Linked DNA regions of Homo sapiens: region 2 is linked to region 1. A link is a contact called in ENCODE POLR2A ChIA-PET data. All regions are on one chromosome and are shown on one strand. The core of a region is the stretch at or near the end of the contact, and the rest is flanking DNA. Distances in the headings are between cores, read along the strand shown. Region 1 holds the start of MIR3659HG (MIR3659 host gene). Region 2 holds the start of C1orf50 (chromosome 1 open reading frame 50).

The links. ChIA-PET counts read pairs that join two places held with the same protein, here RNA polymerase II (POLR2A).
Region 2: POLR2A ChIA-PET joins it to region 1 with 12 read pairs in activated CD4-positive, alpha-beta T cell. The contact joins the promoter of C1orf50 here to the promoter of MIR3659HG in region 1. POLR2A ChIA-PET finds 5 or more read pairs at or near these places in 2 of 52 experiments (GM10248 and activated CD4-positive, alpha-beta T cell).

What each region holds. Positions count from the first base shown.
Region 1 is chr1:38,043,737-38,051,033 of GRCh38, reverse strand. MIR3659HG (MIR3659 host gene) reads right to left here and starts at 3,900. Exons shown (of 5, transcript NR_168386.1): 1 at 3,420-3,900. It overlaps POU3F1 (POU class 3 homeobox 1), which reads left to right and starts at 4,241. Exons shown (of 1, transcript NM_002699.4): 1 at 4,241-7,205. The coding sequence starts at 4,291. The coding sequence ends at 5,646. RefSeq lists enhancers at 2,937-3,437, 3,438-3,938 and a silencer at 3,851-4,180.
Region 2 is chr1:42,764,806-42,771,818 of GRCh38, reverse strand. It overlaps C1orf50 (chromosome 1 open reading frame 50), which reads right to left and starts at 4,570. Exons shown (of 5, transcript NM_024097.4): 1 at 4,429-4,570; 2 at 4,195-4,310. The coding sequence starts at 4,507. It overlaps P3H1 (prolyl 3-hydroxylase 1), which reads left to right and starts at 4,791. Exons shown (of 15, transcript NM_022356.4): 1 at 4,791-5,312. The coding sequence starts at 4,848. RefSeq lists silencers at 4,283-4,422, 5,043-5,152 and an enhancer at 5,413-5,532.

The DNA.
Region 1 (7,297 bases), core at 2,651-5,150:
GGGCCCCATCTGCTGGAGGCTCGGTGACCTGTGTCAAATGAGTAGGCGCTCGGTCACACTCCAGAGCCTGGAGGAGGCTGCTGTGCTCTGGGAAAGCCCAAGCAGCTCCTGCCTGGGGGCGGGCTGGGCAGAGGCCCCACTGGGGAGGGAGGCCCGGGAGACTCTGAAACTGGCGGCGGCCTGGCTGGGAGCTGCACTCCACAGAAAAGGAGAGTGGGAAAAAATATGAAAAGAAAAGCCTTGGGCCTAGCGCTGCAACCAAACCATGTGGACCAAACTCTGGGTTGGACACAGCCCTTTCCTCTGCTTTCTGATCCCCTGAGCGGATCTGTTATTTCTTACAGGGTGTGGGTAGATATGTCTGTGTGTCTCTGTGATGTGTGGGGTAAGCCTCTTTGTGCATCTGGGTGAGAGGGTGTGCATGGCTGGCTCCACGTGCTCTTGTGTGTGAGTATGATGGTATGCCTATGTGTGTGACTCGGCACACCAGCTGAGAGTCTCCATGTTTGTGGCCCCAAGAGCCTGTTAGGTTTCATGTATCTCTGTGTCAGCAAAGCAGTGCCTACTTCAGCCTATTTCAGCCTATGTGTGGGTTCTGTGTATCTCCCCATTTAGACACATGCCTGTATTTACCACTGGGTGTTGCTTTGTGTGACTATCAATATTCAGCCTAATGGTGCAAGTTTGTGTGTTCCTATTGTGAATCCGTACATTCAGTCCTGTGCTAAATTGCATGGTTGTATCTGTGTGTGTGTGTGTGTGTGTGTGTGTGTGTGTGCACACCTGTTCTCATGCCCACACCACTCTGTGTCTGCATGGGTCACGTGGATGTCTGACCTCTGTGTGTACACCCTGCCTACGTGTTGTGGGTCTGAGGATGAGTTCTCCCCAGGGCCTAAGAAGGTGGTGCTGCAGGACAAAGGGGTTGCTCAGCTGCAGATGTTTCTACCAGTGGCCATGTCTCAGCCCTAGTGTCCCACACAGAATCTTAAGAGTGATGTCAAGACTTCCTGGGGGAAACTTAACTCAAACACAAGAAAATTCTGACTCAAGACCAAACCCATATCCCTGTAGAAGGTCTAAAATTTCCAAAGCAGAGAAAAGAATTATATCTTTCCTGCTTCAAACTGCTTTCCAGCCCAGGCCAGCATCTAACATTTAAAGGGCACCTAAATTGCATGCCTTATTTCATCTGTGGAGCCTCAGAGCAATCCTGAAAAGCAGGCATTATTGTTCTCACTGTAAGATGCACAAACTTAGGCTCCAAGAGGCAATGTGGCTCACACAAAGTCACAGGGCTGCTAAAGGACATGGTGGGATTGGGACTTTGATTTGCTGGGTGACAAGCTGATAACCTAGAAGCCTCGCTACTGCTCTACTGCTGATGCCCCTCAATTCAGCACAGACATGGGAAGACGGTTTCAGGAGCCCCAGCAGGCCCTGGCCTGCCCTTGAGACCTACCAGAAACAGGGCCAAGGGCTCTCTTTGCTGTGCCAGCCAAAGCTGCTGCCTCCATAGACCCCCATCCCACGGTAATGAGGGGAATGATGAGTGAAAACTCACAGGTCCTGTGCCCTTGGACAAATTTTGGGTCCCTCATCTAGGCAATGAAGATAATAATCTCAGTGCTCTCTCACAGGGCTGAGAGGTACAGGTAAAAGTACTTGCTAAAACACTGTGCCTGTATGTATACCTATGTAACAAACCTGCACATTCTGTTCATGTATCCCAGAACTTAAAGTATAATTTAAAAAAAAAAAAAAAATCCGTGCCTGTTGGTCATTGTTCTTCCAGCCTCAGTGGCAATTCCAAAGGCTGGAAATCAAAACACCTGCCCGCTGTCCAGACTTCCTTCAACAGGAACTGAGACAGATTCACAGAATCACAGACCATGAGAGTGAGAAGTGCCAGAGAGGTCGACTGGTCCAAACCTCTGCAATCCCACGCTACAGGTGGAGAAACTGAGATTTAGTTAGAGAGGGGGAATGCCTTGCCTGTCACTGAACAGCAACAATGGAAACGACCAAAGTAAACACCTATCTGAGAGCTTTACACCCCCGTTGTCTCACATAACTATCTGACCTACCTTAGTGAGACAGGTGGGCTGCCTATAGTACTGTTATTCCCAACATACAGGAAGGAAAACCAAGAGCTAGGAAGGCTAGACCAGAGTTACTCTTGCCCAGGGAGATGATGGCAGCTCCAGGTTGAAAGCCCAAGCTTCAATATCACACAGGCCTGGTTAGGGCTGGCACGAGCATGGACTTCACTGCGGAATTCCCAGTCTTCCTCCTACCTCCCAGGCCTGGGAAAGGTGAAAGACCTGGGCTGCCTCAAGGTGACCATTCCCTGGGCCAGAGTCCAGGAAAGCCCAGTATCTCTAGCTCGGTTCAGACACAGAGCTCCATCGCAGCTCTTACAGCTAGGGTGGGACCACGGAGCCTGCTCAGGACAGTGGCCAATGGCAGGATAAGGGCCCTGCTCTGTCCCACTCCTTCCCTGGCTGGTCCTAGGGCATTCAGGGCCCACATGATCAAAGTCTGTGCCCAGGGTGACCCCTGTCACTGTCAACTCTGTCCCAGCCGCCCTGGATCGTTCCAATGGCAGCTGCCACCTGAGCCCCCAGCAACTTTTTTCAATCTAAGGATTTATTCCACAGACCTGATTTGCCCAGTGGGGCCCTAGGTGGGCCCCCAGCTCAGTTCTGTGATCTGGGACCCCAGGGCCCTGTAAGCTATAAATCCACTTGAGGCTAGATCCAGGAGAGAAAAGAGGGAGGACTGGCAGCTGAAGACTCCCTGGGACCCAAGCCTCGGTGTGGGGAAGAGGAGAAAACACAGCTCAGTACCCTCAGCCTGGGGCCCAAGGTCGGGTAAGAAGGCACAAAGGAACTGCAGTGAGGTCCGACTCCACTCAAGATCCTTCAGGGAGTCCTCAAGGGCTGGGGCGTGAGGAGGTAGCTAAATTCCACTGCCCACCTTTCCAACAAGGCCTCCTCAATCTCAATTCCCTTTTCAGCAGCTCCAGGCAAGTCCGGGCAAACTCTAGCCCAGGGCTCTTAGCGAGGCTGGACAGCTCCCGGCCTGCACGCCGGATTTCTGGAGAGCCCGAGCCCCTTCCCTGAGCCCATCCTTCTCCTCTCCCGGGGCGTGATCCCACCACGACCACAGCCGATGAGCCGTTCAAGCTGGGAGAAGGAGCGAGAAGGCTGCAGCGGCGCAGGTCAGATACCCCTGGGCCCAACGTCCACCCCCAACTAGCGCCCTTGCCAGCAGCGTTTTCCCCGGAGCCACAGTCTCCACCTCGAGATCTTCTCCTTCTGGAACCCCGGAGCGCGGCCGGGTACCAGGGGCTCGCGTAGGACTGTAGAACCGCTGCCGCCCGCCGTCCCAGCCCCAGCTGCCCGCGCGGTACTCACCTGGGCCTCAGTGCCCGGGAGAAGGTGTGCCCGCGCGAGGCGTGAAGCCAGAGTCCGTCCGACTCCGCCCGCACCGGACGCGCTCTCAGGGCAGAGGAGGTCGGCGGAGTTGTGACGCTGGGACTAGAGGAAGGAGAAGGAAAGCCGAGACGGGCCGGGCAGACGCGCCGAGGAGCGCCCAGTGCACGCTGGCAGCCGCGGGAGGCGAGGCGGGCGCGGTGAGCAGTCGCGCCGGAACCGAGCCGCGAATCCGCGCCGCCTCGCGCTCGCAGCCGCCAGGACCCGCGGGAATCCTGGTCCGCCGGCAGCGGTACTGAGGAGGGAGGGGCGCGGGGCTGAGCCGCTTCTCGGAGCCCGAGCGCCTCCCGGAGCCGGCAATCCCTGCTGCCCGGGCGGGATGCGGGCGGGAATTCAGCTCGCGTGGAATGTGGGACCGGCCGGGCTCGGAGTCTCCAGCGCTGGGGGAAAGCGGGGCCCACACAGCCAGGACGAGAGGGGGTGCGGTCCCAGGGCCACCCCCGCGCCACTCCCCACGTGGCGGCCGCGCCCCCGGGGCGTGAGTGTGTACGCGGACGGTAGGGGGGCCGTGAATGAAGCCCCAGCGGCCAATCAGCACGGCCGGCGCGCGGGACCCCGGGAGCGACGCCCAATGGAGAGCTCTGGGCGGCCGGGCAGGGTGGCGGGCGGGCGCGCGGGGCGGGGGCCGGGCAGGGGAGGCGGGAGGCAGCTCCGCGGGCAGCCAATGGGCGGCGGGCGGGGTGGGGCTCCGGAGCGCCGAGCGGGTCGGGGCTTTAAGCCGGCGGAGCGAGGCGGCGGGGCCCGCAGACGGAGCGGAGCGGCGGCGGCGGCGCGGCGCAGGGCGCGGGGCGGCATGGCCACCACCGCGCAGTACCTGCCGCGGGGCCCCGGTGGCGGAGCCGGGGGCACCGGGCCGCTTATGCACCCGGACGCCGCGGCGGCGGCGGCGGCGGCGGCGGCCGCGGAGCGATTGCATGCAGGGGCCGCGTACCGCGAAGTGCAGAAGCTGATGCACCACGAGTGGCTGGGCGCGGGCGCGGGCCACCCCGTGGGCCTAGCGCACCCCCAGTGGCTACCCACGGGAGGAGGCGGCGGCGGCGATTGGGCCGGCGGCCCGCACCTAGAACACGGCAAGGCAGGCGGCGGCGGCACCGGCCGAGCCGACGACGGCGGCGGCGGCGGAGGTTTCCACGCGCGCCTGGTGCACCAGGGGGCGGCCCACGCGGGCGCGGCATGGGCGCAGGGCAGCACAGCGCACCACTTGGGCCCGGCCATGTCGCCCTCGCCCGGGGCCAGCGGGGGCCACCAGCCCCAGCCGCTCGGGCTGTACGCGCAGGCGGCCTACCCGGGGGGCGGCGGCGGCGGCCTGGCCGGGATGCTGGCGGCGGGCGGTGGCGGCGCGGGGCCGGGCCTGCACCACGCGCTGCACGAGGATGGCCACGAGGCGCAGCTGGAGCCGTCGCCGCCGCCGCATCTGGGCGCCCACGGACACGCACACGGACATGCACACGCGGGCGGCCTGCACGCGGCGGCGGCGCACCTGCACCCGGGCGCGGGCGGCGGCGGCTCATCGGTGGGCGAGCACTCGGACGAGGATGCGCCCAGCTCGGACGACCTGGAGCAGTTCGCCAAGCAGTTCAAGCAGCGGCGCATCAAGCTGGGCTTTACGCAGGCCGACGTGGGGCTGGCGCTGGGCACGCTCTACGGTAACGTGTTCTCGCAGACCACCATCTGCCGCTTCGAGGCCCTGCAGCTGAGCTTCAAGAACATGTGCAAGCTCAAGCCGCTGCTCAACAAGTGGCTGGAGGAGACCGACTCGTCCAGCGGCAGCCCCACCAACCTGGACAAGATCGCGGCGCAGGGCCGCAAGCGCAAGAAGCGCACGTCCATCGAGGTGGGGGTCAAAGGCGCGCTCGAGAGCCACTTTCTCAAGTGCCCCAAGCCCTCGGCGCACGAGATCACCGGCTTGGCAGACAGCCTGCAGCTGGAGAAGGAGGTGGTGCGCGTCTGGTTCTGCAACCGGCGGCAGAAGGAGAAGCGCATGACCCCTGCGGCCGGCGCGGGCCACCCGCCCATGGACGATGTATACGCGCCTGGGGAGCTAGGGCCTGGCGGGGGCGGCGCATCGCCACCCTCCGCGCCCCCACCGCCCCCGCCGGCGGCGCTGCACCACCACCACCACCACACACTGCCCGGCTCAGTGCAGTGACCCCGCGGGCCGGGCCCCCGCCGGCGCGCTGCAGGGCGCGGGCGCGCAGCCCGCCCGCGCGGCCTGGACTCTTTTTGTTCGGTTGCTTTGGATTTTACAAAAAAAAAAAAAAGCCCAGAAACTTTCGAACAAAACCAAACACCCGGACGACCCTCTCCGGTGAGCGGCGAAGACAGCCCGGTAGGCTGCGTCGCCCGAGCCCCGGGAGAGAGGAGCGAAGATCCGGAACTCGCCAACTCACCCCGGGCATCCTGCCCGCCGCCTGCTCTCTGCCCCCATCCCCTCGACGACCCCCGCCCCTGCCCCCCCGGGCTGTTCGGGGCCGGATCCCGGCAGCGGCCTCCCCAAAGCGACAGGTAACGCAGTGCGGGGTTAGGGATTCCCCGGGAGAGAGGACGAAGCGAGGAGAGTTCTCCATCCCCTCTCCCCGCGTGGACTCCTGAGCCTGCGGGTCCAGGGTGGGGGGCTGTCACTTTATTCGCTACACGCCTCTTCTCTCCTATAAGGATGCGCCCCACCCCGCTTTCCCCTTTCTCCGGGCTTGGTTTTTTACGGTTTTTATTTATTCGTGGAGCCTCTCGGCTCCTGGGGTCCTTCTAACTCCGCCCGCGCCCTTAATTTAAATCGCAGTATACTGTATTTATCGGGGCCCCGGAGGGGAGGTCGCGAGAGCCGCGTCTGTGTATAAAAGCAGGAAATAGCCAAAGCTTTAATCTAGCCTAATTTATTTTTCCCCTTATATTTCCCTACCCTACCCTCCCCCCAAAAAAAAGCAAAAAAAAAAAAAAAAAACTAACAAAAAAAATTCGAGTGTTCATTTTTCGTTTCGTTTCATCCGAGCCCCGGCTTGGTTCCCGGCCACGCCGGAGGGGTCTGCGCTCCCACACACCCAGACGGGAAGGGGCTTCTGCCCTGCTGCAGACCGACCGCCGCATAGCGCGGCCCCTGCTCCCCGCGGGGCCCTGCCCTCCTGGCCACACCAAACGAAACTTGGAAAAGTTAGAGAGATTGTTTTTTAACCAGCTGTAGAAATAAGCCGTTCCCTGAGAACCCTCCGCCTGATTCCCTGCAGCTTCCCTCTGCTCCCTTTCCAGCCCGCCGGGATGCGGGATGCCAGGGGAGGCCGGGAGAGAAATTCCCCAAGTTTGGGGTGAGGTGGGAACCATGTAAATATGTGAGATATGTACACACTGGCGGGGAGAAGAAACATTTTGTGCTTGGTTTTTATTTTTGGTTTTCCGGGTTACCCTTCCTTCCTACCCTAAAGGATTTTGTACACTGACTAATCCGAAAAAGATATTTTAATATGATTTCCGAATTTCTGACCCATCTCTATTTATTTTCTGGATGTGTTTGGAGCTTCCCCCTTCTCCGTTTCTTCTTCTGTTTGTTAAGGTTTGAATTTAAATTTTGTTATTTTATTTTTATTATTTTTTGAAACAATGTTTCGGTGCATTCTCTTTGTATCTTTATTGAAAAAAAAATAATGTAGACTGGGAAGTTCCCTTTATATTTATGTTATAGTAAATATTTTATTACTCACATAAACATGTACCCCAGGGCTGTGTCCTGTCCTTTTTACTGCTAGGGCTGGGTGGGTTTTTGGGGTGAAGCGATGGGATCCCCTGCTTCACCTCCCTGAAGTTCTGAT
Region 2 (7,013 bases), core at 3,321-5,820, 4.7 Mb before region 1:
TTTAGTAGAGATGGGGTTTTGCCATGTTTGCCAGGCTGGCCTCGAACTCCTGGCCTCAAGTGATACGCCTGCCTCAGCCTCCCAAAGTACTGGGATTACAGGCATGAGCCACCGTGCTCAGCTAATACATTTTACTTAACCTAATATATCAAAAACATTTTCATTTTAACATGTAATCACTATTTGTAAGTTGTTAATGAAATATTTTGCATTTTTTGTTTGTTTTTGTTTCTTTTTTTGGTCCTTCTCAGTCTAATCCATATTTTGCATTTGATATTAAGCCTTCAAAATATAGTGTTTATTTTGTACTCACAGCACATCTCAATTTGGATGCTAAATTTTCATCAGAAATACTTCATCTGTATTTAAACTTAATAAAATTTATATGTGAAAAAGTTGATTCACATACTCAAATTGTTCCAATATACTTGAGTTCCAATAATTGAAGTAATTATCAGGTTTTTTAAATTCAAATTAATTAAAATCAAATAAAATACAAAATTCGGTTCCTCAGCCACACTAACAACGTAACACAAGTGCTTAACAGACATAATGTTGCTAGTGGCTACCTAAAGCACAGCTCCAGTGAGTAATAGATACCAAAAAGTAAAGATGATTAAAGCTAATATTATATGTACTCATAACAATGCACTGTTATGAAGGAAATAACCACAATTATGTCGTAGAAGCAGGTTAAAGATAACAAATGAGTTAAGTAAAAAAGCTACTTCATTTTTATGAAGTTTAATAATAGGGAGTGGTGGGGAATTGGAAAGTATATGTAGCCTAGAGGTATTTGAATTCAATTTAATAATACTGTCATTTGGATGGGGTAGGGTACGGTCTTCTTCAGACAAGAAGGCCTCACCAAGGATATAACATTTGACTTGGGTCTAAATGAAAGGAGAGGACCGACCATGAAAAAAGCTGGAAAAAAAAAAGTTTGCAGGCATTTGAGGCCAGTGCAGCTGAAGAGTAGTTAGTGATGGGCAATGTGTAGAACAGGGTTTAAAAAGAGAGCAGAGACCAGATTGTGCAGTCTTGTAGCCCATGGTAAAAGAATTTGCATTTTGTTCCAAGAATGAAAGCCCAGGTGTGGTGGCTCACACCTGTAATCCCAGCACTTTGGGAGGCCGTAGCGGATGGATCACCTGAGGTCGGGCGTTTGAGACCAGCCTGACCAACATGGAGAAACCCTGTCTCTACTAAAAATACAAAATTAGCCAGGCATGGCGGCACATGTCTATAATCCCAGCTACTTGGGAGGCTGAGGCAGGAGAATTGCTTGAACTCGGTAGGCAGAGGTTGCTGTGAGCCAAGATGGCGCCATTGCACTCCAGCCTGGGCAACAAGAGCGAAACTCCATCTCAAAAAAAAAAAAAAGAAAGAAAGAAAGGAGGAGCCATATATGGCCAAGGAGAGAGTAGGTATTTCTAGAGCTAAGGTAGTTCCAGATTAGGGGTGGCCTTATAATAACCCTCCCTTTTCTTAAGGTGTTAGCAATAAATCTCATAAACAAAATTTGAATTTATATTTTGAAGAGTTAATATAAAATGCAAAATATGGATTAGTCTGAGGTCCAAAAAAAGGAAAAAAGAAACAAACAAAAAAAATGCAAAATATTTCACGAACAACTTAAAAACAAAAGAGCCTCATAAAAAAGAAAGGAAGGGAAGAGTACCTACAACTACTAAGCACTAACCCTGGCCTCAACTACTCTGAGGCCCTTTACATTCATCTCATTTACTTCTCACAACACCTTTATGACGCTGGAGATGATAACCTCACTTTCTCATTTTAGCAATTAAGACTCACAGACATGAGGCAACCTGTCCAAGGTTTCACAGATAATAAACAGCAAAGGATCTGAACACAGGTCAGATTCCAAAATTCATGCCTTAATACCAGGCCTCCTGAGCTTTCTGAACACACACCAATACCTGGGTCAGTCTTGCTAAAAAAGTACTTTTTTTTTTGAGACGGAGTCTTACTTTGTCACCCAGGCTGGAGTGAAGTGGCACAATCTCCACTCACTGCAACATCTGCCTCCCAGGTTCAAGTGATTCTCCGGCCTCAGCCTCATGAGTAGCTGGAATTACGGGCGTCTGCCACCATGCCCGGCTAATTTTTTGTATTTTTAGTAGAGACAGGGTTTCACTATGTTGGCCAGGCTGGTCTTGAATTCCTGATCTCGTGATCCACCCGCCTTGGCCTCCCAAAGTGCTCGGATTACAAGCGTGAGCCACTGCACCCAGCCCACCACCATTTTTTTTTCTTTTTAGACTTGCTCTGTCACCCAGGCTGGAGTGCAGTGGTGTGATCTCAGCTCACTGCAACCTCTGCCTCCCAGGTTCAAGCAGTTCTCCCGCCTCAGCCTCCAGAGTAGCTTCGGACTACAGGCACACACCACCATGCCCGGCTAATTTTTTGTATTTTAGTAGAGACAGGGTTTCACATGTCGCCCAGGTTGGTCTCCAACTCCTGAGCTCAGGCAATCCTCCCGCCTTAGCCTCCCAAAGTGCTAAGATTACAGGCGTGAGCCACCACACCCAGCCTCATTTTTTTGTTTTTTTTTAAGAGTCTCACTCTGTCACCAATTCTGGAGTACAGTGGTGCGATCTCGGCTCACTGCAACCTCTGTCTCCTGGGCTCAAGCGATTCTCATGCCTCAGCCTCCCGAGTAGCTGAGACTACAGGCATGAGTCACCACACCTTTTAGTAGAGACGGGGTTTCACCATGTTGGCCAGACTGGTCTCGAACTCCTGACTTCAAATGATCCACCCACCTTGGCCTCCCAAAGTGCTGGGATTACAAGTGTGAGCCACGGCACCTGGCCAAAAAGTACATTTTAGATAGTTAATATGTTTGATTCAATTTGTTTGTCTCTAAAGTTTTTTTTTTCTTCAGCTTCTCAAATACAGATTGTATTGGGGAAACAGAGGCAGCATAATAATGCATCCTCTGTATTTCATAAGATTATAGGATGAAAGACAAAAACTGTGTTCTTTCTTCCATCTGTTCAGGCCATCGTAATAAACACGATAGTCATTCAATAGCACATGAATACGTTGTGTGCACAAGATTCTGTCCCTGCCAACCTCCCTCCCAATAAGAGTAATCTGATTAACTAGATGCATATTCTCTTAATAAATAAAAGTTGCACTTTGCTCCCCAGCTCTTCAAAAAGAAGAAAGCCAAGTTTTGAATTAAAGGAGCTTTCTGCGTATCTGAATTTTTCTTAATTTTAAAAAAAAAAGGATTCGAAGGATTTCTAGGATCATTGAAAAAAAAAGAGATGTGAGGGAATTTGAGCACATTAAATAATTTTGGGCAAAGCAAAGACCCTGGAACATAATCAAGGCCAAATCTGATAGTGTATACAGGGATAAGGGGCCATGATAATCTTTAAAACAGCAGGACCCTCCATCTGTGGACACTGAAGAGGGTGTACAACTGGAAGTCTTGATAAGAGATAAGAAGGAATCTGGTTTTTCATTGAATAATGACAAAACTTTAGATCTTGGAGCTCTACTACTTCAAACCTTTCACTTCACAGATAAAATAGTTGAGGTCCAGAGAGAAGTAATCTGCCTTAAGTCGCACTGCAAGTTAGTATCAAAAGTGGGATTAATACTCATGTGTCCAAACTTCCAGTGTTTTTTCCATTATTTCACATTTCCTCCTTATTTGACTTATTTTGGCCATCCATATATAAACACTGGGCTTGGGAATACTGTGTTTAATGAGGACTAAACTTGGAGTCCTTGCCCTGCTAGAAGATGTTTAAACTCTCAGGTAACAAAGATCTTATGGGAAGCAGCTTAAAATAAGCGGACCTTGAAACTTCCCGAAGAACTTTTCTTTGTGTCAAATGGGAAGAATAACTCTGTACTGCCTACCTCACAAGGCTGTCCTAAGGTGCAAATGAAATAATGAACACTAAAGTGTTGTGTAAACCTTCCCACGAAGGAAGATTATGGGCACTCAAGTTGCAGTTAGAGGAACCTTTGGTCCCAGAAGGTCATTCGAATCAGGCCACCGACTCACAATGACAGTCGGCTTTACTCGTCTGTAAAATGGAGACAAGAGCAAATGCCACCCCCACCATAGGTGGTAGTGAGGTCTGAGCCGAAAGACGCAGAGTACAACGTGAACGAAGATGGTTATTCGCTGCCCCGGCCGCGCCTCCTCACCTTCTGCACCTGCTCTGCGAGCGCCACGAGGTCTAAGGGGTCCCCGGCCCGGTGGGTGTGGTAGGGGCTCACCAGGGCCAGGCCGCCGGGGGTCGGGGTGAGCTCCACCAGGGCTCCTGCGACACACACCCAGGAACACAAGCCGTGAGCTCCCGCCGTCGGCCTCCCGCGGAGCCCCGAGACCGGCTGCCTCGCGGGAGCTGACTTCCCCCTGCTGACTCCCGCCCCGCATACCTCCCTGGCCTGCAGCTGGCGGCGCTCCTTGCCTTTCAAGGACCCCCTCGGTCCGCCCCGGCGCGGCGGCGTCCTCCATGACAGCGCCTTATCCTCCCCACTCCCTGGGCTGTGCGAGTAGGAAGAGCCTGCGCATAAAGGCGCGTGGGCGGAGCTTCCGTCTTTCTTGTCTACTGGGCGTCAGTTCGACTGAGCAAGGCCTGAGCTCGGAGGCGGGGCTCCGGCTGACGCGCCGGGATTCGCTGAGGGCCGGTGGGGGGATCCGGGCTGACTGAAAGGAAAAGAGGCGGTGCAAGCCTCGTGGGCATGCGCCGCCCGGCTTGGAAGGTGGGGCTTCGCCCGGGGGCGGGCCTTCGCCGGGGGTAGGACTCCGGCCTTGGTGGCGGGTGGCTGGCGGTTCCGTTAGGTCTGAGGGAGCGATGGCGGTACGCGCGTTGAAGCTGCTGACCACACTGCTGGCTGTCGTGGCCGCTGCCTCCCAAGCCGAGGTCGAGTCCGAGGCAGGATGGGGCATGGTGACGCCTGATCTGCTCTTCGCCGAGGGGACCGCAGCCTACGCGCGCGGGGACTGGCCCGGGGTGGTCCTGAGCATGGAACGGGCGCTGCGCTCCCGGGCAGCCCTCCGCGCCCTTCGCCTGCGCTGCCGCACCCAGTGTGCCGCCGACTTCCCGTGGGAGCTGGACCCCGACTGGTCCCCCAGCCCGGCCCAGGCCTCGGGCGCCGCCGCCCTGCGCGACCTGAGCTTCTTCGGGGGCCTTCTGCGTCGCGCTGCCTGCCTGCGCCGCTGCCTCGGGCCGCCGGCCGCCCACTCGCTCAGCGAAGAGATGGAGCTGGAGTTCCGCAAGCGGAGCCCCTACAACTACCTGCAGGTCGCCTACTTCAAGGTGCAGACCTGCCTGGAACCAGGCGGCCGGGGTCCTTCTGGGGAGAGGAGTGTTGCAGGGGACCTGAGGAGCTTGGGGGATCGGGGAAGTGTCCGCAGGGAGGGGAAAGTGGCCTCCTGGCTGGGGAGCTCTCCTCGGAGCCGGGGAGAGCTGCTCCCTGGCAGGAGACCTTCCTCGCCCAGTTCGCATGGGCAGATGCTAACCCCAAAGGTCCAGCCTGGGGTTAGGGCACAGGCCAAGCAAAACTCATGGCCATTTTGTTCCCTGGGAAATCTCCTGGAAGGAATTAAAGCGGCAGTTTGGGTCTCCCATTCTGATGTCATTGTAAGTGTCCGAGTGAGAAGCTAGTAGCGGTCTACAATATCTCCCTTCCGGTTGGTTTTCCAGTGGTGCTTTTCCTGCTGTTTGATTCAGCAGCTCTCTTTCAGGATGTGAGGTTGCCACGTCGCCAGCAGGGGCTGCCTGGCCCTTTCTGTGTGTGTGTGGGGGCGGGGGGGGGACCCTCTGGCTAGTCTGCCAGGTTTACAAAGAAAATGAGTATTTTTCGGAATGCCAGAGTGCCATGTGTCCAAGTGTACACTTGGGCTTGGAGCGTTCCAGGCTTGTTTGGTGGTGGTGATGGTGACGATGATGATGATGATGATAGCCAGCACATACTTCCAGGCACTATTTTAAGCAGTTTGCATTTATTAACGCATTTGCCCTAATCTTCATAATATCTTGTCAGGTAGATGCTGTTATTAGTCCCACTGTATTGGGGGTGGGGGGAGAAAGAGTTGTGCATTATATCTGGTATATCTGTTGTTTAAAAGACCTTCGATTCGATCTAAAGAGACACTTAGAGACTCTTGGGGACCTCAGATTTCCACCCCTCCACAGCATTCTGCCTACACAGTTCCCCTCATTTTTCCTAGTTACTCGGAAGAGCGCTGGACTTGAAATCAAAATAATTGCGTTATGTCTTTGGTTATGTCGCTTCATCATAGCACTTTCTAAAACTATTTGACAAACATGTATTGCATACCTACTGCATTCCAGTTCTTGTACAAGTAATTAAATGCTCGACTAACGTCTTTGCTTTGTCTTGCTTTGCTGTTAAGAGTTACTGTAGTAAGGGCTACTGCAAGGGCATATACTTAGGGCTGCGGGAGCACAAAGGAGGGAGACTCTAGCTTTATCTCAGAGAAATTAGACTTCAAAGAAGAGGTAATATTGAAGCCTGCCCTAAGTATTGCCAGGGGGAGAGGAAAGAAGGCTCCTCCAGATAGAGAGAAAAGTAGAACCAAAGCATGATGTATTCAGGAAAAAAAATGAACTCTTGTGATTGCAATGTCGAGATGTGTGTGGGGAGTAGTAGGAGAGGCGGCTAGAAAAGTCAGTGAGGCCAGATTTGGAAGAGAATTCTGCGGACTGCAGGGAGCCATCCTCAGATTTGGGTTTTAAAACGCTTATTCTGGAAGCCATGGTGAATGAGCCTTGGAAGAAGGAGAAAGTGGTGGCACTTGATTAGGAGGCAGACATTTGTCCACAAGAGAGGAGGTTAAGTACCTCAGTGCTTAGAGAGTAAAGAAGGCTGGGGGTGGAGAGAGGAGTGAGGACATGAGGGAGAACAGAGAAAGGCAGGAGCAGCGCTGAAAGACACAAGAGCTAGAGTAATTCCATGAAAGGGACAGACCTGAAAAAATTTCTAATTTTACAGTT